3 separate regions of the Mus musculus genome follow, and regions 1 and 3 are each linked to region 2. A link is a loop called in an ENCODE intact Hi-C map of the cell type or tissue named here. Cell type or tissue: heart. All regions are shown on one strand. Region 1 holds the start of Poglut2 (protein O-glucosyltransferase 2). Region 2 holds the start of Tpp2 (tripeptidyl peptidase II). Region 3 holds the start of Tex30 (testis expressed 30).

The links. A loop is a pair of places that touch in the nucleus more often than their neighbours do. Peaks named below come from ENCODE experiments on the same cell type or tissue, not always from the same donor. Only the 100,000 strongest peaks of a DNase experiment are listed, where the experiment ranks them.
Region 1: it touches region 2 in a loop (2.4-fold over the local background); 7 of 42 quality-filtered maps call a loop at or near these places.
Region 3: it touches region 2 in a loop (2.2-fold over the local background); 7 of 42 quality-filtered maps call a loop at or near these places.

What each region holds. Positions count from the first base shown.
Region 1 is chr1:44,115,610-44,123,609 of GRCm38, reverse strand. Poglut2 (protein O-glucosyltransferase 2) reads left to right here and starts at 4,837. Exons shown (of 10, transcript NM_023645.3): 1 at 4,837-5,292; 2 at 6,367-6,572. The coding sequence starts at 5,111. Bivm (basic, immunoglobulin-like variable motif containing) reads right to left here and starts at 3,642. Exons shown (of 10, transcript NM_144558.4): 1 at 3,336-3,642. In heart, CTCF peaks have their summits at 3,654 (motif pointing right) and 4,801; DNase peaks (open chromatin) are centred at 3,659, 4,199 and 4,729; H3K4me3 peaks cover 3,201 bases; H3K27ac peaks cover 3,098 bases.
Region 2 is chr1:43,929,895-43,937,894 of GRCm38, reverse strand. It overlaps Tpp2 (tripeptidyl peptidase II), which reads right to left and starts at 3,901. Exons shown (of 29, transcript NM_001310540.1): 1 at 3,642-3,901. The coding sequence starts at 3,806. In heart, no CTCF peak of the experiment used is centred here; a DNase peak (open chromatin) is centred at 3,974; H3K4me3 peaks cover 2,924 bases; H3K27ac peaks cover 1,832 bases.
Region 3 is chr1:44,097,542-44,105,541 of GRCm38, reverse strand. It overlaps Tex30 (testis expressed 30), which reads left to right and starts at 3,101. Exons shown (of 6, transcript NM_001356297.1): 1 at 3,101-3,214; 2 at 5,541-5,694. The coding sequence starts at 5,680. In heart, a CTCF peak has its summit at 3,017; DNase peaks (open chromatin) are centred at 3,061 and 3,801; H3K4me3 peaks cover 2,539 bases; H3K27ac peaks cover 2,140 bases.

The DNA of each region.
Region 1 (8,000 bases), 190 kb before region 2:
TTTTGAACTCAGAGATGTCTCCTGAAATTAAAGGTATATGCCACCATGCCTGCACTTAAGATTTTCTTCACCTAGAACTTGCTCTGTCCTAGGCTGGCCTTAAACTCAGAGACCTGCTTGCCTTGACTCCTGGGATTAAAGGCTTGTATACTACCATGCCTGGACCTAAATTTAGCTGGATGGACTCTTGCCTCAAAGTCACCACCCCATTAATTCAATTTAATATCCATGAACACAGGATTCAGCTCCATTTCACTTCCTGGTGCCCCTTTTAATACTGCAACCATATATTTTATATTATTCCTTTCTCAGCTTGCTTCTTTTCATTAAAACAGTCTTTGTAAGAGAGAAGTTTAGTAACCACTCAACAGAATTTATATCAGGATGTCTTGAGATTTCCTTTAACAAAGGAATTAATCTAAATCTCTTCACCTTAGCCTCCGGTAGACTCTTCAGACAAGGGCAAAAAAGCAGCCACATTCTTCACCAAAATATTATGGCTACATATTAAAATTCTTCTCTGAAACCTCTAGAGCCAGGCTTCCACAGTTCAAATCACCTTCACCAACCACCAAATGCAGGGCGAGATCTGCCTTTCCAGGCTCCAGTGACCGCGCAGTGCATGAGAGACTAAACCCATCCATTATTAATCTCTCTCCTCATCAGAAATGAAAATAATCACAGATTATGATTTGTTTAATAACCATTATAAAAGAATTGAATGGCACAAGCCTGTCTGAGTCTCTAACGAACAGATGTGATGATAAACCGGAATCTCCAGTATCTTCTGAATGGAAGGGGTGAAGGCACTTTCACCATTATGGAATCTAAGGGGAAACAGTCCTAGGAAGGAACTCCTATCTGTGCAGAGTGAGCTCCCCTTATGAGATGCACCTTCTCACAACTTCCCGTCCGCTTTTTTCTCATCTTCAGTTAACAGTGGCTCACAGGATGCAAGTACATTATCACCAAAGCTGGCATCTGCAGTGCTTTCCTTTCAAATACTGTTTGGTAAAAAGGTCTTAGTGTGTGTACAAGTAGTGTCTGAGCTCTCTCCTTTGTCCTCATTCTGTGTGCGGTGTGATGGTGACAGTGGAAGAAGACTCAAAGGATGTACAGTGCATGAGGCTTGCAGACCACACTGCTTCCTTTCCTCTGAGCACTGAGTTTCTCCACTTCTCCATTGCCCACTTCCTGTCTGTGATGCTCACGTTCTTCTTTAAAAGCTGTGTGGTAGAGGGGTATAATGTGTCTGTGGTTGGGTGTGGAACGATAGGAAACAACAGATGGTCAGCTGGGGCAGTGGGAAAGCTTGATTCAGTACATCCCAGGCACCCCAGGCTCTACCTTTTGTAGATCACAACCCGACATTAACCTTACCTTGCCATCACTGCCTCGCTCACCTTGAATATAATTTTGCCTATGGGACTAGTACAATGTACCAGAGTTTGATGGTTTTATGCTCATTTGGAACATATGGAAAGAAAAAAAGTATGGTCAAAATAGAACGTGGTAGCCCATTTCTGTAATTCCAAGACTCAAGATGCAGATACAAGAGAGCTGCTGCAAGATCTACTCTAGACTAAACTACACAGCTACTTCTGATCTAGCCCAGTACACACCGGGCAAGACCCTAGCTCAAATAACCAAAGCTAACCAAATAACATTGCCAAGGGAAACAGGTTCATTTATGAATGAAAAAATACAATGGAAATTGCTAGGAGATGAAGCTGTTAAGAGTAAAACACTTGATTTATAAAACATGCAACCATCTGGTTTTGGATTGTATGCTTTAAGCAATGGTCACTGAATAAAAATAATCTCTTTGCTCTCATTTTATCTTAAAAAAAAACAAACAAACCTGCCATCTACCTGAAGATTTTACATAGTTGTCACTGAAAATGAAAGATATCAACATTTCCTCATTTGAACCACTGTTTTATGTGAATATCTCTGAAAATACATATATTTATAGGTTTGATGACACAAAGTATATTGTAGAAAATTATGAAATATCAGAAGATATTCACAGAAAATGAAAAAGAATGACCCAGAACCCATGCTGGCACTCTACTTCTTTGCATCCCGTGACTGATCTGCATCTCCACCCTTTGTAGTTAAACTCTGAAGGGCTTCTGCTATGGTATCCTTAGGACTTCACTCAGAGCCTGCTTTCTTAGAATGAAGAAAGCCACAACTACTGGAAACAAGACCATTACAGGCATAGATTATTCTAGTAAGATGCAATGGTAGTCTCAGGGAAAACGGAGTTATGAAGGCTGATTGATTGTCCAGCACTGTATCTGCAGCTATCTGGGGTTTATATCTGCTTTTATCTTTATGCTTATAACTTCATGCCACCCACCCTTTGAGCTGTTCTTTCTAGTCTGATCCCTGCATAGACATCAAAGAGTAAAGTCTGCTACATATATATCCTCATAGAAATTTTCTGCCTAAGGCCCTCAGCTATTGAAGCAAAAGATCAACTCCTTACCCTACATACCTTCTTCTGTCCTTCCACATTACTTTTTGGTTTTCTGAATGTTGTCTTCCTGTAGCCCCTTACTAATTATTCATTCTCATCCATCTTTCAAAGTTATACTCAAATGTCACTTTCTGAAGAACTTTTTTTTTTTTTTTGCTGTTCTAACTAGGCCAGATACCCTATCCATAGTGAGGAACTTTTCTTTCTAGAATATGATTAAGCTTTCTAAATGTGTGTGTGTGTGTGTGTGTGTGTGTGTGTGTGTGTACACAAATGGTTAACTCCTGAAAGTCTAGTTTTCCTGAAATTGCATCTCCAGGCCTAGTCTTGTAGAAGCCAGGTCTAACAAACATTTTTAGGTGTCTACAATGCACTAGGCATTATTGAAATTGTTCTCCCTCGTTTTGATTAACATATTAGGACTTGCGGAATACCACTCAATTTATTCACAGTATCTCATAAGCAATATAAACCCCAAGCTTCTAGGACGGCACTAGAGGAATGACTTATGAAAGTCTTTGGAATGAACAATTCTGTCAAATAAACATACTGTTTGCAAAACCGATATCGATTGCCTGAGTTTATTCTTTTCCATTTATGTGCCTTTCGTGTCTACATGCTGAAGTATCACATTCAGTAGAGAGCTAGACATCCAATAAAATCTCAGTAAAGCCTTCCACATATCACAAACAGTATAATCAATATTCTGCATAGAAAGCAACTGAGACCCAGAAAAGTGTTTTGCTGAGGATTGATAAGAGCTGCTAAGACAGCAGCCAGGTGCCCCCCCCGCCCCCCTTTTCTATCAGCGCCCTTGCCTAGACTACCAGACCAGACCTGGGAGGCCTACCTGTGAGTATGAGATTCATGCAGCACATGATGCCCTCTGGAGTTCAGACTCTGAGGAGCCAGGAGACTTCCCACTGCCCCCTCTTTGAGGCTCCGAAGCACCTGAAGGTGACAAAGGTGCAGGTGGAGGAGAACCGGGAGAGCAGGGATGTTGCAAGTGCAACTGCTGCAGCGCTACTGTGCCGGGTTCCCACTACTGTCCTGCGGTGGCCAACCCAGTGCCAGGCGTCCCTAGTCCCCACTGGCCAAGACCAGATCTAAAGCCTTGTAACCTCCTCCCGGCCTGCTCCCTCACTCCCAGCCGGAAGAAAAGGCTCGCCAGGAGGGGGAGCGCGCAGGCCTGAAGGGGGCCGCTTCCTACGCGCTAGGGACTGGAGAGGCTGGTGGCACGCAGACAGTGACAGCCTGAGAGCTGGGAGGGGAGGCCGCGATGAATGATTATATCACCAATAATAACAATAGCGGGGGGGGGGGGGGGGCAGGGGGAAAAAGAATCCCCTTGCCTTGGCTCACAACCAGGCCGTCTATGTTTTCCACGCCCCTTACCCCGTGGAGGGAGGACAAAGCCTGCTACTCCTCTTGACCTCACTGGCCGAGAAGCGAGGGTGCAAAGAGAGGATGGCCACTGCAGGCCGGGTGCCTGGGATCCGCTAGCGCAGCGTGGAGACCCGCTCCTGAAGAGAGTACAGGGATACCCACGGATGCACCCCCCTCAGGCCGAGCTTTCTTCTGGTGATTTCTATCCCTTACATCTCTCCTCAGAGACTCAGCTCGACCCAGATCCTTCCAGGGGCGCGGCGGGGTGGGGGTGGGGGTGGGGGTTGTCCTGCAACGAGGCAGTGACGGCGCTACGGAGAGGCGGAGCGCACCGCAGTGCCTGGGCTAGGCCCTCCGCTGGGGAATACCTCTGTTCCTGTTGGGTCCCGGAACTCTGGTGCTGGAAGGCAACACCAGATCTGCATCCTCAAGTCTCCTACCCAAGGCCCAGAATCTTTCGTCCCATTGAGCGCACAAGAATAGCACCGAGTGACTGGGTATCATTGATAACACCTAGCCTCCCTTTCAGCGTTTACTATATACCTGCCATTTGCGGTGGATACCTTGAACAAAATATAAGTTGGGAAATCTTTGCTGTGACTCCAGACATGCTAGTTGCGCAACTGTAGTATTTAAGGTTGCCAGAAAGCCGTGCTCCAAAGTTGAAAAAAGAAGTAGAAAGGAAGGTAGGGGGGGAGAAAGGAGGAGGGAGAGTGAGGGACGGAGGGAAGGGACGAAAGTAGTTGGGGGTGAACTCCTGGCAGGATTTCCGCTAGTCCTATGGCGGACTACATATCCCAGGAAGCTAAGGGGCCCGGGACGCGTTTTCCACTCTGACCCACTCATCCACTAGCAGAAGACTTTACTAAGACTGGTCACAGCGCAGGCCAATCCTTCTCCTCTCACCTTGGCTAGAACTTGCGACGGATTCGTTCCCAAAGTGATGCTCTAGTGGCAAGAGTAACACAAGTTTGTCATTGTCCGGAGAAAGTGGAGCCTGCGGTTCTTAACCAGGTTCAGCAGAACGTGTGGCATCCTTCTCCTGGACATGCCACCGCTCGGGTTGTGACATTCTTGGGCACAGCATAGTCCCACGCGCGGACCCCGCACGTCAAGCGACACTTTAGGGACTTTGACTGCTGCTAGGACTGACCACCGTCCTCCTACCTACCCAGGCTAGCTCCGTCCACTTAGCACGTTTGCATTTATTCGTGGATCTTCCAAGACTCGGTCTTGTAAATGTTCAGCATTTCGCTGCTTTCCTGCCTTTTTCTGGGGACTGTGCCAGCACTTGCCCAGACCGGCGGAGAGAGGAGGCTGAGCCCAGAGAAGAGCGAAATATGGGGACCCGGGCTAAAAGCACACGTGGTCCTTCCTGCCCGCTATTTCTACATTCGGGCGGTGGATACCTCAGGGGAACAGTAAGTGGAGAAATGACTCCTCAACTATTTGAGATCGCGGTTTAAAATAACTCGAGGGGTTTTTGTTCCTGTTGTTTATTTTGGTTTTGTCCTTCATCTTTATATGCCCCGACTCGTCTTTACTGCTGTCCATTTACATTCCAGAATTCTCGAGTGCTGTCTACATCTGGTTATAATAGACTTTTCCTTCAAAATCAACTTTTCTCTGTGACTTAATAATTCTGAAATATGTATAGTGTAAATAATATTGCTAAAATAACAGCTCTCTTCTTGGCTGTTTAGATGGGAATTGAGGCTAAACAAATCTCCGTTATTTTTAAATGGGAAAACTAAACACTAGAAACTAAATGCATTCAAAATGCAGGAATATTCAGTCCAAAACACTTGTGTTACTAACATGATGACCAGTTATTTTGATTTCCCCCATAACTAAACATAATTTAGAGTACTGGTATATTTGTTAGACTTTTATTAGTAGTAATATTTTAATTACATGATGTGGGTAGGGTGTATACTCACACCCAAGTGCTGGAGGAAGCCAGAAGAGGGCCTTGAATCTCCTTGAGCTGAAACTGCAGATAGTTGTGAGCCTTAAGGACAATGGATACTAGGAACTGAACTAAGTCTTTTACATAATGGTAAATGCTCTAAACCATTCAGCTATCTCCCTAGCCCCACAGTACTGGATTGTATTTTAAGCCATTAAGAACAATTTTTCAAATAAGGTCATCCTTGAAGTAAACATGTTACAAATGACAAATTGCCAGCTGTGTTGGTTATGAATTAATAATAGTACACTGATAGTGCTCTGTTTGGTATGCTAAATAGATTGCTAGTCTTAAGTGTTATCTCCTGGCAACTATCTAATGAAATTATTTTATGTTATTATTGTTTTCTTTTTTATCTTTGTTCTATCATATTGGTTCTGGTCCTAAAAGCCTAAGAGAGTAATCGAACAACAATATCTTAAAATCAGGATAAAGCAGAAGGTCCAACCTTTACACATTAAAGAGAATAAGTAGCGTGCATTTGATCTTAAAAATAACCCTCATCTCTCATTGTTTTCCATAACAGGTTTACATCTTCTCCAGGTGAAAAGGTGTTCCAGGTTAAAATCTCAGCACCCGATGAGCAGTTCACGAGAGTTGGTGTCCAGGTTTTAGATCGAAAGGACGGTTCCTTCATAGTAAGATACAGAATGTATGCCAGCTACAGAAATCTGAAGATAGAGGTTAAACACCATGGGCAACATGTTGCCGAGTCTCCTTATGTTTTAAGAGGTATTTTGAAACAAAAATTTATGGTAGGATTTGTATACAAAAAGGCATGTCATTCCATCAATAAGAATTCTATCAAAAACTTAGCATACTTTTTTCACTAAATGGAAAAAAAAACTAGATGTTTTTCTAATTGAAAACTAAATTAGGCAACTTGGCAAAAGAGAGATATTGATTATTTACATGGGGATTATAATTCACTAAAGACCAAGAAACATTACTAGAAAAGTTGCTCCTTGAGGACACACCTGTGAGAATAATCAACTTAAAAAGCTAGAGAGAAAAAAAAAAAAAAAAAAAAAAAAGCTAGAGAGATGGCTCGGCAGTGAAAAGCACTTGCAAAGGACCAAGTCTGGATCCAGCCCCCATGTGAGGAGGCTCAGAGCCGCTTGGCGCTCCAGTTTCATGGAAGAGGATATCTATATTACACAGGCACCTGCATTCATGCGTGCATAAGCAGATACACACACACATAATGTAGAATAAGAAATGTTTAGCCACTAGGGAGGTTTTTAATTCATAATTTACAACAAGGTTTTAATAAACCATTTGGAACACAGCTTACAATAAGATATGACATATACATATGTGTATAAAATAATTTCATATGTATGTGCACATATGAAATTGAAACGGTCTCAAAAAAATCATACTTAATCATGATTACCATCTGTTGTACTACTTCAGACTTCTTATTTATTTTGTGTTCATGTTTGTGTAAATCTTAGGATTAAAAAAGAATTTCCAGGGCTGAAGCGATGGCTCAGTGATTAAGAACACTGGCTGCTTTTCCAAAGGACCTGAGTTTGGTTCCCAGCACCCACATTACAATTCAAGACTGACTGTAACTCCTGACTGAATAATCAAGTTAAATATGTAGTCATAGGTAATTCTTGAAGGAATGATCTACTTAAGTAACTTATACTCATCACTAAGATTGCCAGGTGGGGTGGCACATGCCTGTAATCCCAGTGCTCTGAGGAGGGTGAGAAGCAGGTTACCTCTAAGAGTTTGAGGCCAGCCTAGTCTTATGGTGTACATTCCAGGCCAGCCAGATGGCTTGGAGCAGAAAAAGGGATTAACTATTGCTTTAGTTGTCATTGTCATGCCACTATGACAAAGACATTCTCTGCTGTTTTCCCCCATAGGGATGAGAAGAGAATTTTATAATAAAAAAACAACACTTTCCCCTTTTTATGGGGATATAGGACCACAAGAAAATTACGAATTTTTTTTAACTGTATAAATTATTTCACATTCTACTGGGACTCCTTGGTATAGTCCAGCTGACAAAGTATTAAAATGTACATAAATTCCATTGTCATCTATTGACTGAATCAGGTTGGAATCTGAAGATATCTGAAAGGAATAACACAGTTCCACTTCCAATTCTTATGTTATGCGAGCATTATTTTTATAAATGTATAATTC
Region 2 (8,000 bases):
AACACAAAGTCTGAAAAAAAAAAAGAAAAAAGAAAAAAATACCAAATGTCAAAAAATATCAAAAATTAACAACCACAAACTCTTTAGACTTTTCTTCAACCTAGAAAATCTGTAAGTCTTTAAAATCATAGTTAATGGCCATGACTACTGAGTCTTTTTTACCACTATGAACCTTTTCTCCCACACAAAGTATTCCCTCTATAGCCTATGCAAAGCTTTGTATTTAACATATACTCAAGGAAGAAGTGGCTCGTATAGGAGGACAGAATTTATTTTCTTGATAGGGCAAAGAAGGTACAGCTGGTGGATCCCACACCAAACTCTTTGTCCTGTCACCTTGAAAAACCGAGAGCTTTGTGGCGCACGCCTTTAGTCCCAGCACTCAGGAGGCAGTGGCAGGCAGATTTCTGAGTTCAAGGTCAGCCTGGTCTACAGAGTCAGTTCCAGGACAGCCAGGGCTACAAAGAGAAACACTGACTCGAAAAACCAAAAAAACAAAACAACCACACACCCCCCCCAAAAAAAACAAAAAAACGAGAGCATGATAGTATGAAGCTTCAAAGGGCCTGACAGGTTCAGCTATTCTTTTTCTGAACAACAATTCTTTAGTTTTTTTTAAGTATTTATACTAGAAGACTGATGATAACCAGAAGGCTCAATACCACAAATCAGGAAAAAAAGTAAGTATCAAAATCATATTAAACTAGTAAAATAAATCCTCATTATCAGTATGTGAGCAAAAACAGTAAGAGAAAAAAAAGCCAGACGGGATTTAATGGTTTATTTACCATGTACTATTTCCATAAGTTTTACTTATAAGAAGTGACCTGCACTTCACACACACACACACACACACACACACACACACGGCAAGCAAAATACATATGCTCCACTGGAGATTTTTCAAAGAGACCACAAAATTGAGGGATAGAAAAGAATGTAAAGGCAAAAACCACATGAAAATTTTGCAGTCGAGCTTTGGGATAAGTAGGAAATACAATCGGTAATAGTGGAAATATTTTCTCTGAAGCCACAGACCTTAACAGTAGAGCAGGCAAAGGGCTGAATTAAATCTGTGATGTCTTAAAAGAATGAAGCAGCAGCTTGCAAGTGACTATAGAAAACTGTTGGGCAATTTAAACACCACATGCAAACACACGTATTAGGACCTGAGACATCTGGGTACCTGGGAAAGAGAGAAATCAAATATTCAAGAGTGAAGTATAGGAGTGAAGGGTGTTGCTGAGGCTACACTCAAAGGTTAGCGTTAGTAGGGGAAGGGCCTTATAATAAAATTTGAAATTTTAGAGTTTTATTAAAAAAGCAAACTTTGAGCAAAGATGTTGATACTTGGTTTGCTCTTGATAAATAGTAGGTTTGGAAAAGCAAACCATGGATCAGTGGTGAGATTAGTAGCAGTGAGCACTGCTTCTGTATCTATATGGCTTAAACCAAATTTCATCTTGTCAGGAAACTCACTCACGATCTCAGTCAGTTTTCCTGTCATTTTCACTGCATCTCTATAACAGTCATAGTTTGCAGGACTTCATTATTCAATGGAATTGTAGCCACATACTAGGTACTTGAATGGTTGCTGAGAGAATATTAAACATTTAGGTAATTATTAATCTCCTCATGCAGTCTGTATACAGGAGTGTGCTATCACACCTGACTCTGCCCTCTACTTTGCATACACCCAGAAGCTGTGACAAAAAAGGACTTGGTCTAAGGAAGTTAAAGGAGGAGACACTGGCTGGTTTCTCCAAGTTCTCATTTGTAACCTCTAGTCCTTTACTTAGATCCCATTTGACAACTCAAATAGCCAGAAAGGCCTCCTTCTCTTTTTATTTCTATTTGCTTTTTACCTTAATGATGTACACACAGAGCTACAAAATAATTTCCTCAGGTAAGAAAAAAAAAAAAAAATCAAAGTCACCCATGTAAGTTCCTTGCTGAATTTAAACAAAAGATCATGTTTAGAATCTGAGAATAAATGCTGGATGATCTTATGTTTTCTTTTGGTTCAATGTTTTATTGACTAAATGTTAATGTTTGTGTAAATATCAAGCATATTTTCCCTTCAGACAATGACCCAACATGAACTCCTTCTGCTAGCATTTAGTGTTTATTCAGGACTTTAAAAAAAAAAAAAAGTACTTAACACTTTAGCACTGTAAAATCATGTGTGTTGGCTGCTCAATTATCAAGTAATCCTATGGGGTAAAAACTGTTACTTTACAGAAACAAAATACTCTAACCAGAACCAAAAATTCTACAAATGTCCACTGAGTAGTACTACGCCAAAATCTTCAGGATTTTCTGAACCTCTAACGCTAAGAACTAGTGAGCCACTTACCCTAGTTGTTCTCCCACACCCTACAAAAAGTAAACACACACTCCTGTGTATTGGGAAGCACTTCCACTGTGTAATAAATTCACAACGTGTCATTGCTGTTACCAAGTTTTAAACCTTAGCAATTACTATTAATAAAATAACTGTAGTCACTTGAACTTCTAATCAGAGACTCTGACACTGTGTGCTTCAGGGCTCAGGTGTGCACCAGAAAGGGGAAGAAGTAACAAACACTTGGAAGCAGGATTCCCTGAGAGTCCCAGAGTGTCCACACAGGCTTCTTTCCTATCCTTTCCAATAACCTCTAACATGTACGTCAATTACCTTCCCATCCATTTATGTCAATTATTAGGCAGCACAATGAGAAAACTAAAGATTGGAGGAAACAAATCAAGGGCTAGGAGGAGAGGAATTAGTATCCCTCTTTTGTGAGGAACAAGGATAAGATGGTATCAATGTGATCTAATCTATCTATTTGATAAACTGACCACGGACCGAAAAGAGGGTAAATAAACTCTAGTTTTAGTCAGATAAGCTCTTCAACAAAGGTTAGAGAGTACTTATGAGGGGGTTTTAGTAAGAGGCTATTTAAACACAGAATACATTTTATTCAGGCATTTTTTTTTAACATCAGTAAGGTCCCTGCTCTTAAAGACTTCTAACTTGAATAAAGGAAATGAAGTCATTTTTAGGAAGTCGTAATCAAAGTATGTTCTCTCGTTTAAAATGCACATTTTATAAGGCCTGAAAAGTTCGCCCGAAACAAATTAGTCGGGCCCTTTGAAAAAAAAAAAAAAAAAAAGACTAACCCAAAAGATTTCAAGGACCCTGAACAAACACCAGCAAATAACTTAAAAATAGAACAAAAGTATCAGAAGAAACCATTCCGGAAGCGGACTGGGTCGAATTCTGGGAACTCACTTTGCTGGCCTTGCCAAAACGAGTATCTCTTAAACATCACTAAGGATCTCTTCAAGGCTGTTACCCCTATCGTTGGTGCCCCCCACGCTCCCGCGCCCTCCCAGACCTATAAAACTGTAAAATTTTCCCATGCCGAGGTCGGGTGCGGACCCTGAAGAGGTGTGGGGCCTGGAACGCCCAGGCTGACCAGCAAAGCTTCCCCGCGGCCCCCGATCCCGAACAGCCACGCTGACCACACCGCTTTTGTGTGGACAGGGAACAGGGCCTGGAGGTCTCCCAGAGCTGTCCGGGCCGCCCCGGCCCGTCCGGTCCCCGCCTTGTTCCAGGCTCGGCCCTCTGGGCTACGGGCCCTTGGGCGCCGCCTCACCTGCATGCCCGGGGCCCCGGGATCGACCCCTGTGTCCAGGACGGCGATGAGCACCCCGCGCCCGTCATACTCCGGGTAGCGGCACAGGAAGGAGGAGGCCCCGGTCTCCTTCTTTGGTAGAAGACCGTGGAAAGGAAAGGGCTCCTCGGTCGCGGCGGTGGCCATGGACGCAAGCTGGAGGACAGACGAGGAAGAGGCAAACTGCCAGGCAGCGCGCGGACGAGCGGCGCGAGGACACCCGGCTACCGCGGGACGGAGGTGGGGAAGGGGCGGAGCCTGGCCACCAGTACCCAATCGTGTGCGGTCAGAGGTGTCTAGCCAATCATACGCTTCAACGTAAGCTAACGGCGCCGCTACGAGTCACGACGAGGGAATGTTACCCAGGCTGCAGAGCTGGAACGGAGTGTGCGCTGCTGCGGATGACAACGCACTGGAGGGAGGTTCTTGCCTTCCGAGCTGTCACTCTCCGTGAGAAGCAGCGAGAGGAACGGGCTGTCTGCCTGAGGCGTGGGATCCTCGCGACGCCGCCGAGGTTGGCTTAACCCGCTGCGGACCGGAAGCCTGTAAAGTCGAGCGCGGAAGTCTCAGATTTAGCGGCCCGGCCTTTCTGGCAGGGTGAGGTGCTGTTTAGTCAACAGGAAGTGGGTTGTCGGCTGTTTTGTCGCCAGAGTCCCCAAAGCAAAACACGTGACAGAAATGAGCTCCCTCCTGTCTTCGTGGCTTACTTACCCTTGGCATCCGGAATTTCAGAAAAATACCTGCCTTTTCTCCAGTGAAGTTCCTCTTTGTAACACAGTTACCGAGCCATAGTTTGCGGGGTTTTTTTCCCATTAGGATGCACAGTGACAGCAATCGTAAATGGCATTTGAAATTTAAACTACACAGATTATCCAGTAACAAAGGTTGCCAACATTCATAATTAAGAATATTGTGGGGGTGAATTAATATTTTCCTATTTGTGACAAATCTACTCTGTACCAGTGAGAGATTCTGCACGTTTTTTCAGTGTGTAGCCTGCCTGGAGGCCTCTGAAATACTGAGCACCGAACCACAGCCATAAGTGTGGTAATTCTTCTCTTTAGTGGCAGCGACTGCTGTGTCTACTCCAAAAGTCCCAGCAGCAAGAAGGCGCCCAGAGTAATCTTAATTATCCCATTGACAAACTCAAGACACCTTACCACAGAGATGTCTTTAAATGCATAAGATGAAATATATAGGATTATACAGGAAGTAGACGGTTGAAAGAATTATAACAACTTAATTTTTGTTGTATTGCAATAGTTTCATATATGTAAGTAATTACATGTGTGCTCTTTTTAAAATTAAATAACAGAGCCATCGTCAAGTCTAATAACTAATGTTATTTTTAAATTGGAAAACAATTGTAAATGGCATTTGAATATATCTAAACTACACACTTTAATAACAAAGGTTGCCTGTGTTCATAATTAAGAACATGTGGAGGATGAAAATAATTTTTTCCTATTCAATCATGGGCCCTGTGCATTTCTATGGTCTCCAGTTTAAGAGGCAGGTTCCTAGAATCCCGTGTATGCCATTTGTTTCAAACCACAGCATTTCCATTGACTCCTCATACTTTGCTCTATGAGCAAATATATTAAAATATATTAAATTGTAACTTGAAAGAATTTCTTGGGATCAGAATGTTAATTTTTTCTTTTGGATTAAGTTAACTTACAATTACAAAGTTGATGAAAACAATGAGTAAATCTTAAGATTAAAATGAACAAAAAATGGGATGGGAGGGAAGGGAGGAAAGAAAAGGCAGCTTTTCCCTAGAAGTTTGATGAGAATTAGACATATTTCCATTTATAACAGGCTATTCTAGGGCTGGAGAGATGCCTCAGCGGATAAAAGCACTGACTGCTCTTCTGAAGGTCCTGAGTTCAATTCCCAGCATCCACATGGTGGCTCACAACCATCTGTAATGGGATCTGATACCCTCTTTTGGTGTGTCTGAAGACAGCTACAGTGTACTCCTATACATAAAATAAATAAATCTTAAAAAAAAAAACCAGGCTATTCTAGTTATAAGTATAAGATTCCCACGTGTATGTCTCTTATAAAATCAGAGCCATCAGCTGCTACCCTTTGGAGCAAACCCCCTATCTCATCCCCCTGGCCCCCTGCTTATATGAGCGAGTTCCCCCACCCATCCACCAACCCACTCACACCTTACTGATCTAGCATTCCCCTACACTGGGGCATGGAACCACCACAGGACCAAGGGTCTTCCCTCCATGTATGCTAGATAAGGCATATATGCTCTGCTACATATGCAGCTGGAGCCATGGGTCCTTTCATGTGTACTCTGGTTGGTGCTTTAGTTCCTGGGAGCTCTGGGGGGGAAGGGGGGGGTGTCTTGTTGGTTGATTTTGTTGTTCTTCCAGTGGGGTTGCAAACCCCTTCAGGTCCTTCAGTCCTCCCCCTAACTCTTCCATTAGGGTTCCTTGCTCAGTCTGATGGTTGGCTGCAAGCATCCTCATCTGCTTGTTAAAGCTCTGGCACAGCCTCTCAGGAGACAGCCATACCAGACTCCTGTCAGCAAATGCTTCTTTGCATCAGCAATAGTGTCTGGGTTTGGTGTCTCCTGATGGGATGGACCAATAGGTGGGGCAGTCTCTGGATGACCTTTCCTTCAGTCTCTGATCCACTCTTTTTTTTTTTTTTTTTTTGGTTTTTTCGAGACAGGGTTTCTCTGTATAGCCCTGGCTGTCCTGGAACTCACCCTGTAGACCAGGCTGGCCTCGAACTCAGAAATCCGCCTGCCTCTGCCTCCCGAGTGTTGGGATCAAAGGCGTGCGCCACCACGCCCGGCTCTGATCCACTCTTGTCCCTGCATTTCCTTTAGACAGAATCAATTCTGGGTTAATATTTATGAGGTAGGTGCAGGCCTACCTCTAGATATGTTCTCTACAGGTTCTCTGTCCTCTTTCTTGGGTATTTTAGCTAAAGTCATCCCCGTTGGGTCCTGGGAGCCTCTTGCTTTCCTGGCATCTGGGACTTTCTAGTGGCTCCCCCCAGTTCCCCATTCCCTATTGCTACACTGCTCCATTCAATTTCCTGAATTCTCTTCTGTCTCCTCCCACACCTGATCTCTTTTTTCTTCATCCCTCTTCTCTCCCTGCTTCTACCTCCCATGATTATTTTGTTCCATCTTCTAAGCAGGACTGAAGCACCCACACTTTAGTCTTCTTGGGCTTCATATGAGCTGTGAGTCATATGGTGGGTATTCCTAACTTTTTTCCTAATATCCACTTATCAGTGAGTACATACTGTGTGTGGTTTTTTGTTTTGTTTTGTTTTGTTTTGTTTGTTGTTGTTGTTTTGTGACTGGGTTACCTCACTCAGAATGTTATTTTCTAGATCTACCCATTTGCCTAAGAATTTCATAAAGTCATTGTTTTTAATAACTGAGTAGTACCCCATTGTGTAATTGTACCACATTTTCTATATCCATTCCTCAGTTGAAGGACATCTGGGTCATTTCCAGCTTCTGGCTATTATTAAATAAGGCTGCTATGAACATAGTTTAGCATGTGTCCTTGTTATATGTTGGAGCATCTTTTTTTGGGTATATGCCCAGGAATGATATATCTGGGTCCTTAAGTGGTATTCTGTCCAATTTTCTCAGGAACCACCGGACTGATTTCCAGAGTGGTTGTACAAGCTTGCAATCCCACCACATCCTTGCGAGCATCTAATGTCACCTGAGTTTCTGATCTTAGCTATTCTGACTGGTCTGAGGTGGAATCTCATGGTTGTTTTGATTTGCATTGAGATTTCTCAGTTGAGAAATATTTGTTTTGCTCTGTACCCCATTTTTAGTGTGGTTACTTGGGTCTCTAGAGTCTAACTTACTGAGTTCTTTTTATATATTTGATATTAGCCCTCTATTGGATGTAGGGTTGGTCAAGATATTTTCCCAATCTGTAGGTTGCCTTTTTTTCCCCAATTGACAGTGTCCTTTGCCTTACAGAAGCTTTTCAATTCTTTGAGATCCCATTTGTCTACAGTTGATCTTAGAGCCTGAACCATTGGTGTTCTGATCAGGAAATTTTTCCCTCTGCTAATATGTTTGAGGCTCTATCCTACTTTCTCTTCTATTAGATTCAGTGTATCTAATTTTATGTGGGGGTCTTTGATCCACTTCCACTTGAGTTTTATACAAGGAGATAAGAATGGATCAATTTGCATTCTTCTACTTGTCAACTCCTACTTGACCCAGCACCATTTGTTGAATATGCTGTCTTTCTTCCACTGTATGATTTTGGCTTCTTTGTCAAAGATCAGGTGACCATGGATGTGTGGGTTTAACTATGGATCTTCAATTCTATT
Region 3 (8,000 bases), 170 kb before region 2:
AGGTAATCGTGGTTGACCTGGAACTCTCTATGTAGAGCAGTCTGGCTTCAAACTCATAGAGTTCTACCTGCCCCTGCCTTCTGAGTGCTGGGATTAAAGGAGTAGACCACCATACCAGGCCTTGATTTAGGACATTTTAAACTACAACCCAAATCTGGCCCACCATCCATGTTTGTACAACCTTGAGACTAAGAATAATATTAGCATTTTAAGTGGTTGAAATCATCAGTACACATATGTCTTAGTCAGGGTTTCAATTCCTGCACAAACATCATGACCAAGAAGCAAGTTGGGGAGGAAAGGATTTATTCGGCTTACACTTCGGCTTACACTTCCATACTGCTGTTCATCACCAAGGAAGTCAGGACTGGAACTCAAAAAGTCAGGAAGCAGGAGTTGATGCAGAGGCCATGGAGGGATGTTCCTTACTGGCTTGCTTCCCCTGGCTTGCTTAGCCTGCTCTCTTATAGAACCAAGACTACCAGCCCAGAGATGGTCCCACCCACAAAGGGCCTTTCCCCCTTGATCACTAATTGAGAAAATACCCCACAGCTGGATCTCATGGAGGTACTTCCCCAACTGAAGCTCCTTTCTCTGTGATAACCCCAGCCTGCATCAAGTTGACACATAAAACCAGCCAGTACAACATAGAACTCAAATTTTGGTTCATAAATAACGGTTTTATATTAGTTTCCTATTACTATCCTATTCCTATAAGTATCACATACTTAGTCCTCTAAAACAATAAAAATGTGTTGTTACAATCCTAGAAGTCACAATCTGAAATGTTTCCCTGGGTTAATTAATATTAAGACATTTAGCAGGGCTGAATCCTTCTGATGTATGGGGTGGGGGTTTCCTAGCCTCTTTTTTTTCTTCTTCTTCTAATGGGGCATTCTTAACATTTCTTGCCTTGAGAACCCTCTCTCCATCTTCCTAGCCTTCAGCTTAATCTCTTAAAATCTCCCTCTGCTTCTCTCTCAAAAGCACCACTGTCTTATCTGAACACTGTAGCAATATGATTCACAATAAGCCAAATGTTCACAAACTAGTAAACGGATACATAAAACTGTTTAATAGGATTCAGTGATAGGAATTATTTGAGAAGAAGAAGCAGGGTACACTTACACATTCCAAGTGCAAGGTGACAGATCAAAGATCTCATTCTGTGACTCCATTCAATAGTCACAAATCATATTGGTGGGTGTCTGGTGTGAAAGGTAAGAGAGGGAATGGTAAGTTTCCTCTAGAAATGATAAGATGCCCTTAGAATTTGATGATAGCTGCAAATGAGTGTACAATTACTGGAAATTGAAACTTAGGACAGGTAAATAAAGCATAGAAAAGGTATCAGACCTGAGCTGGCAATGTGTTAGTGGTAGAGCGGACAGTGGCAGTACGGACTCCATTAAGGGACAGATCACACCATAAGCACACCCACGTCTAGAGGTCACCTTGATTATGTCATTGGTTGGTTAGTCGGGTTTGTTGTTTTCATGTTTTTCTGCAGGAATCTTGTGAATGATACAATGTAAACTGTTTCCATTCTTGCAAGAATTGGTGACCATAAACTGTTTCATGGTATGTTCACTGTCTACTCAGAGTATGTACCATTCCTATGCTCATAAAAATAACTCCAAAATTCCATTTGTTGGCTCCGTTTTTTGTTTTGTTTTGTTTTTGTCTGTCTTTTTAAAAATCACTTGCTCATTTGCCATAAAAAGGCCTGTTTCTGGTCTGGGCTGCTTTTATTCTCCTACTACTGAGGAGAGTTTAAGTCTTGTCTGGCTGTAAGAGTAAAATTTTTCCCTTGCAACATCTCAGTGTTGGCTCCTGGTTTTTGACACTGTAACACACTCAAGAACCCAAAGAAGAGAGGAGAGAGTCTGGGGAAGAAAACGGGCAGAGGAGGGAAAGAAGGAAGACAGGTTAACAGACAATAAGGAAGTGTTAATTTAAAAATGTTAAGACTGTAACTTGAGAAAGCACTTGTCATAAATGGCTTTCCCTTAGTTGTTTCTTAATATGTACTGTGTCAGAAGAGGGCAGGTAACCAAGTGCATAAGGGGGATTTAATTCATTTAGTAAACATTTGCCACGTGTTATCCTAATCAGGAGAGTCAGTCAAATAAATACACACACACACACACACACACACACACACACACACACACTCCTTAAGGAAAAAGACAAAAAGGACATGTAGATGAAGTCCTAAGTAAAAGCTGCAATCTGAGGAACTGGAAGAGTCAAACCTCTGCAGTTGGGCTTGCTTGGTAGGTTTGGGGTGAAGTGGCAAAGCCCCTGAAAGAACAGGAGGAAATTCTGATTATTTGGCTCTAAAGAGGAAGGTACGAAGTCTTTGGGTGGGACTGAGTGGATGGGTCCTATATACCCTCAGGGTTATCCAAATGAAGTGATGGGCACAAGGATGCTAGCAACCCACCCTTCTGATGACCGGTAGACAAAGCAGGCAATGGTAATGTGGGAGGCTTAACCTAGCCTGGCGCACAGGGAATTACGAGGTCAAGTCGCCAAAAAATAAAAATACTTTAGGTGAATGGATAGATAGATGATTGATAAATGAGAGAGAGAGAGAGAGAGAGAGAGAGAGAGAGAGGAGAGAGAGAGAGAGAGAGAGAGAGAGAGAGAGAGAGAGAGAGAGAGAGAGAGAGAGAGAGAGAGAGAGAGAGAGAGAGAGAGAGAGAGAGAGAGAGAGAGAGAATGAGAGAATTTTAAGTGCAAGATTTTGTTTTGGGCCGCATGCATAGCTGTCCTATGCCCGCGAGGTACTGAATCGTACCCGCCTGAAATGCAAAGGGATAAAGAATTCACGGCGGGATGTGAGGAAAGAAGTTGTCAGGGTTGACTCCGTGTCTTCCGATGGGCTGATCAGACCGGAAGAAGCCAAGGCAGCGACAAGAAAATCCTTTCCCGCGCTCGGCTCGGCGGTCCCAGCATACAGACTCCGGCTTCAGGAGTCCAGCCTCCAGGCGCCCGCGAGGGGCGTGGCCGAGCTAAAAGCCGGCAGAAAACTCTCTTTCCCGGCGAGCCTCGCGGCGCGCCCCACGAGCCCCGGGCGAAGCCTGCGTGCGCCAGCGCAGTAGCGGGCCGCGCTGACGGGGGCGGCGAGGCGGTCGCTTCGAGCGTGTTAGTTCGCTCCCTGAAGAGAGTGAGGGCGGTTGGGCGCTGGCGGTCACTCGTGCGTTCGCTGGTAAGCGCGGCGGCGGGAAGTGGAGGCAGCGGTGGTGAGGCCGGCCGGCAGCTCCTCGGGGGCTGCTGCTCTCCTCCGCCCGAGGCGTCCGTGGAAGCCAAGCGCTCCCGGCCGGCAGCCGCCGACGGTCTGTTTTGCCGAGGAGGGTGGACACGGGTTTAGGACGACGGGCAGGTGGAGCCGGGCCGCGGCGACTCTCACGAGCTGTTGGGGGTGACGGGAGCTAAGCCTCCTCCCAGACGGGCCCGGGACGCGCGCGTTCGTTAAGCGAATAAACGACGGTTCCCGTCGACCTCTAACCTCGGGTTTGGAATTTTTTTTTTTTTTTTTTTTTTTTGGTCGTATGGTTGGTCGACCCCGGCGATCCTAGAACTCACAGTTTTGTTCGCGCGGTGACAGCCTAGGTAGTGCTGCAGACGGAACAGACAGTGAGTAAATGTTTATTTTTTTTTAAACTGGAAGTCGGGTGGCCGTGGCGTTTGGGGAGCTTAGTGGAAGCTAACTACCAGAAAATAACTACCTTGTGAGTGTGAGTAGCCCCTCCCCCCTAAACTGTTGGCTTGATTGTCCAGGACGTTTGAACCCCGTACCGCATCAGCTATATTTGTTTTGTGTCACAGTCGTCACCTTGTTTCTACCGGGTTGGTGGGTTGGTGCAGTGTTCTCCCTCTGCTGTGGGGCGACACTGAGGCTGAGCCAGGCTTCCGTCCTCCCTTATCTAAAGCGTGGGGGGGGGGGGGGGGGCGGAGATAACAGTCGCTTCGAGCGCTTACCATATGGGACGTTTTCGGTGTTGCTGAAGCAGTCTAGAACAAGTTCATAATGAAGTCTGGAGGAAAGCCGTTTTCCTTAAAATCACAGGTTAGTCTGGAAGAGCTTCCCAGGTTGATATTAACTTAAAAACATGTATCTAAGTGTACTGTTTTTCTGAAATCCCATTAAAGTGACAGGAAAGAGTTCTTTATGGGGTTGGTTGGTTGTTTTGTGTTTAGTTTTGTTATTGTTTGTTTTGTTCTGTTTTTGAGACAGGGTCTTGCCCAGTCTGGTCTCAAATTTGCAGATTCTCCTTTCTGCCTTTCAAATCCTGAGATTATAGTCAGGCCCCACCCAACCTGGCTTTTGCGAGGGTGGGGGGGTAGTCACTGGGAAAGACACCTTGGAGATATTAACAGTTGAATAATGAACTCTTAAAAAGCAGTGGTTAAACCAACGGGGGGGGGGGGAATCTATAAAACTAGTCTGAATTAATAAAAGCCTTCAGATCACACAAAAACTGGCAGTTCTTGATATATTTGGAACTGGAAGGGGAAGTGCATTGATGTGGATAGAGGTGCAAGACTAATATGTTAGTTTAAGTCTTTTTAAGGAGCAGTAGGGTATTTCCATTAGTTTCCCCATTTCACTCTCTTGAGTGATTGTGTTCCCCAAGTTTAAAAGACTAGAAAGAGCACAGAGGAGAAAGAAGAGAAGAAAAAAGAAAAAAATTAGAGGCTTATTTTGACAAAGGTTTTTTTTTTTAAATATATTCTTCGAATCTTTTGCGCTTTGAACCATGTTACTGTTACCTACTGAATAAACAAATGTCCATGCACATGGATGATAATGGAAATTCTCGTGCCAGTGATATGCTGAAAAATGAAAGCTCTCACAATAAAAGGGGATCTCAGAAATTATAGTAGCTCTCAGTGCTTCCAGCCCTTCAGGTCAGTTGTGACTTAGACTGCGCTCCAGGCTTTAATTTGGCTTTAAGTTTTCTCAGACTATCTTCATTATAGGATTCTGGCTGAAAATGAAAAAAAAAATCCCGGGATAGATTTTCTCTGTGGTTCAGGGTGAAAAATCAGTTCGAAATTTCTAGAAATCTGCCATAGCTTAACTCAAAAGTAGAAGTTTGAAATGTTTTGGTAGCCAAACCCAGAGTCGATAGGATCACATGACAAGGACTATTGTTATATGAAGGAGAGAAAAATGGAATGATTGATTTAATAGCTTCAGGGAAAATAATTAAAAATTGTTGAGATTGTATCAAAAAAGGAATAACAAAGGAACTTATTTAGTAGAAATTAAGTTGGGCTGGTTAAGAATGGAGATTCTTATAAATATATTCCAAATATATTTTTAAAAGGTATAGCATCTTGTTTTGGAATGAACTACTTTAAGGTGTCTGTGTCAAAGTATCAAATTTGCTTTGTCTTATATAATATCTGCCAGCTCCTGTAATTAGTTTTGAGTGCTCATAAAAATCTTGAAAGTAATATGTGGTTGAGTAATGACTATGTACAGAGATACCAGTGTGTAAAAGAGTTTCTAATTGTGTCTATTTCAGATTTTGAATGTGCACATTCCTAGTTTGGGGTCATATCCTTGTCTGACAACTCACCTTTTACAACAGAATCTGCTTTTCAGAGAGATGCCCTTTGCTTCTCAGATGTAGTGCACCTTACGCTTATTTTTCAACAGTGAAAATGAGTCATACAGAGGTAAGCTATGGTCATATCCTCAGTATCTTCTGGTCAACTTTGGGAGGTAGGAGAATGGGTTAAATCATCATTTCTGTATAATAGCCTTGCTTTCAGTTTGCACAGTAGAGGCAGTACAGACTTAGAATTGTAAAGATTCCAGAACAAGAACCTGACTTTTCATTCTTAGCTAATAGCTATGTAGCCTTGAGCAAATTAATCTGCTATGCTGTATCTGTAAAGTAGGAATAATAGTAATTGCCTCATAGAATTATAAGGAATGCTTACATGAGTTAATATATTAGCACTTAAAGCACATGACAGTATTTCTTTTTTTTTTAATTAGGTATTTTCCTCATTTACATTTCCAGTGCTATCCCAAAAGTCCCCCATACCCTCCCCCCACTCCCCTACCCATCCACTCCCACTTTTTGGCCCTGGCGTTCCCCTGTATTGGGGCATATAAAGTTTGCAAGTCCAATGGGCCTCTCTTTCCAGAGATGGCTGACTAGGCCATCTTTTGATACATATGCAGCTAGAGTCAAGAGCTCCGGGGTACTGGTTAGTTCATAATGTTGTTCCACCTATAGGGTTGCAGATCCCTTTAGCTCCTTGGGTATTTTCTCTAGCTCCTCCATTGGGGGCTCTGTGATCCATCCAATAGCTGACTATGAGCATCCACTTACGTGTTTGCTAGGCCCCGGCATAGTCTCACAAGAGACAGCTATATCAGGGTCCTTTCAGCAAAATCTTGCTAGTGTGTGCAATGGTGTCAGCGTTTGGAGGCTGACTATGGGATGGATCCCTGGATATGGCAGTCTCTAGATGGTCCATCCTTTTGTCTCAGCTCCAAACTTTGTTTGTTTTGTTTTGTTTATTTTTGACAGTATTTCTTTTCTTTTAATTAATTTATTTTTTTACACTCCATATTTTATTCCCTCCCCCATCTACCCTCCGACTGTTCTACATCCTATACCTTCCCCCCACACATACACACATAGATGTCCCCACCCCACCTGACCTCTAAACTCCCTGGGGCCTCCAGTCTCTTGATGGTTAGGTGCATCATCTCTGAATGAACACAGACCCAGAAGCCCTCTGATGTATGTGCATTGGGGGCCTCATATCAGCTGGTGTATGCTGTCTGTTTGGTGGTACAGTATGTGAAGGTGGTGGTCTGTTTAGAGGTCCTGCTGGTAATCCTACAGGGCCGCCCTTCTCCTCAGCTTCTTTCAGCCTTTATCTAATCCAACAGGGGTCAGCTGCCTCTGTCCATTGGTTGGATGCAAATATCTGCATCTGACTCTTTCAGCTGCTTGTTGGATCTTTCGGAGGGCAGTCATGATAGGTCCCTTTTTGTGAATGCTCCATAGCCTCAGTAATAGTGTCAGGCCTTGGCACCTTCCCTGGAGCTAGATCCTGCTTTGGGCCTGTCAGTGGCCAAAAGGATCCTATTTTCCTCAGGTTCCTCTCCATTTCCATCCCTATAATTCTTTCAGACAGGAACAATTGTGGGTCAGAGATGTGACTGTGGAATGGGCCCCCTCTCCCTCATTTGATTCCCTGTTTTTGCAGGAGCTGGCATCTATAACTTTCCTCTCCCTACTGTCAGACATTTCATCTAAGGTCCCTCACTTTGAGTCCTGAGAGTCTATTACCTCCCAGGTCTCTGGTGCATCCTGGAGGGTCCCCCAACCTCATACCTTCCAAGGTTGCCTGTTTCCATTTTGTCCGCTGACCCTCAGGGCTTCAGTCCTTTTCCCTCACCCAATACCAGATGAGGTTCCGCTAACGCCCTCCACTCCCCCTCCCATCCACAGTCCCTCTCATATTCCCTCCCTCCCAACCCACTTGTGATTGCTTCTTCTCCCTCCCATGTGGGACTGAGGTGTCCGCACTTGGGCACTAAAGCTTCTTGACCTTTTTGAGTTCTGTTGACTGTATCTTGGGTACTCTACGCATTTTATTTTATTTTATTTTATTTTATTTTATTTTTTATTTATTTTTTTGCTAACATCCACTTATTAGTGAGTACATACCATGTATGTCCTTTTGGATCTGAGTTACCTCAGCTAGGATGATATTTTCTAGTTCCATTCATAGTATTCCATTGTGTAAATGAACCACATTTTCTGTATCCATTATTCTGCCATGGGACGTCTGGGTTGTTTCCAGCTTCTGGCTATCATAAGTAAGGCCTCTATGAACATAGTGGAACACATGCCCCTGTAGAGCATCTTTTGGGTCTTCAGGTAGATCTATATCCAACTTTCTGAGGAACCTCCAGATTGATTTCCAGAGTGGTTGTACCAGTTTGCAGTCCCACC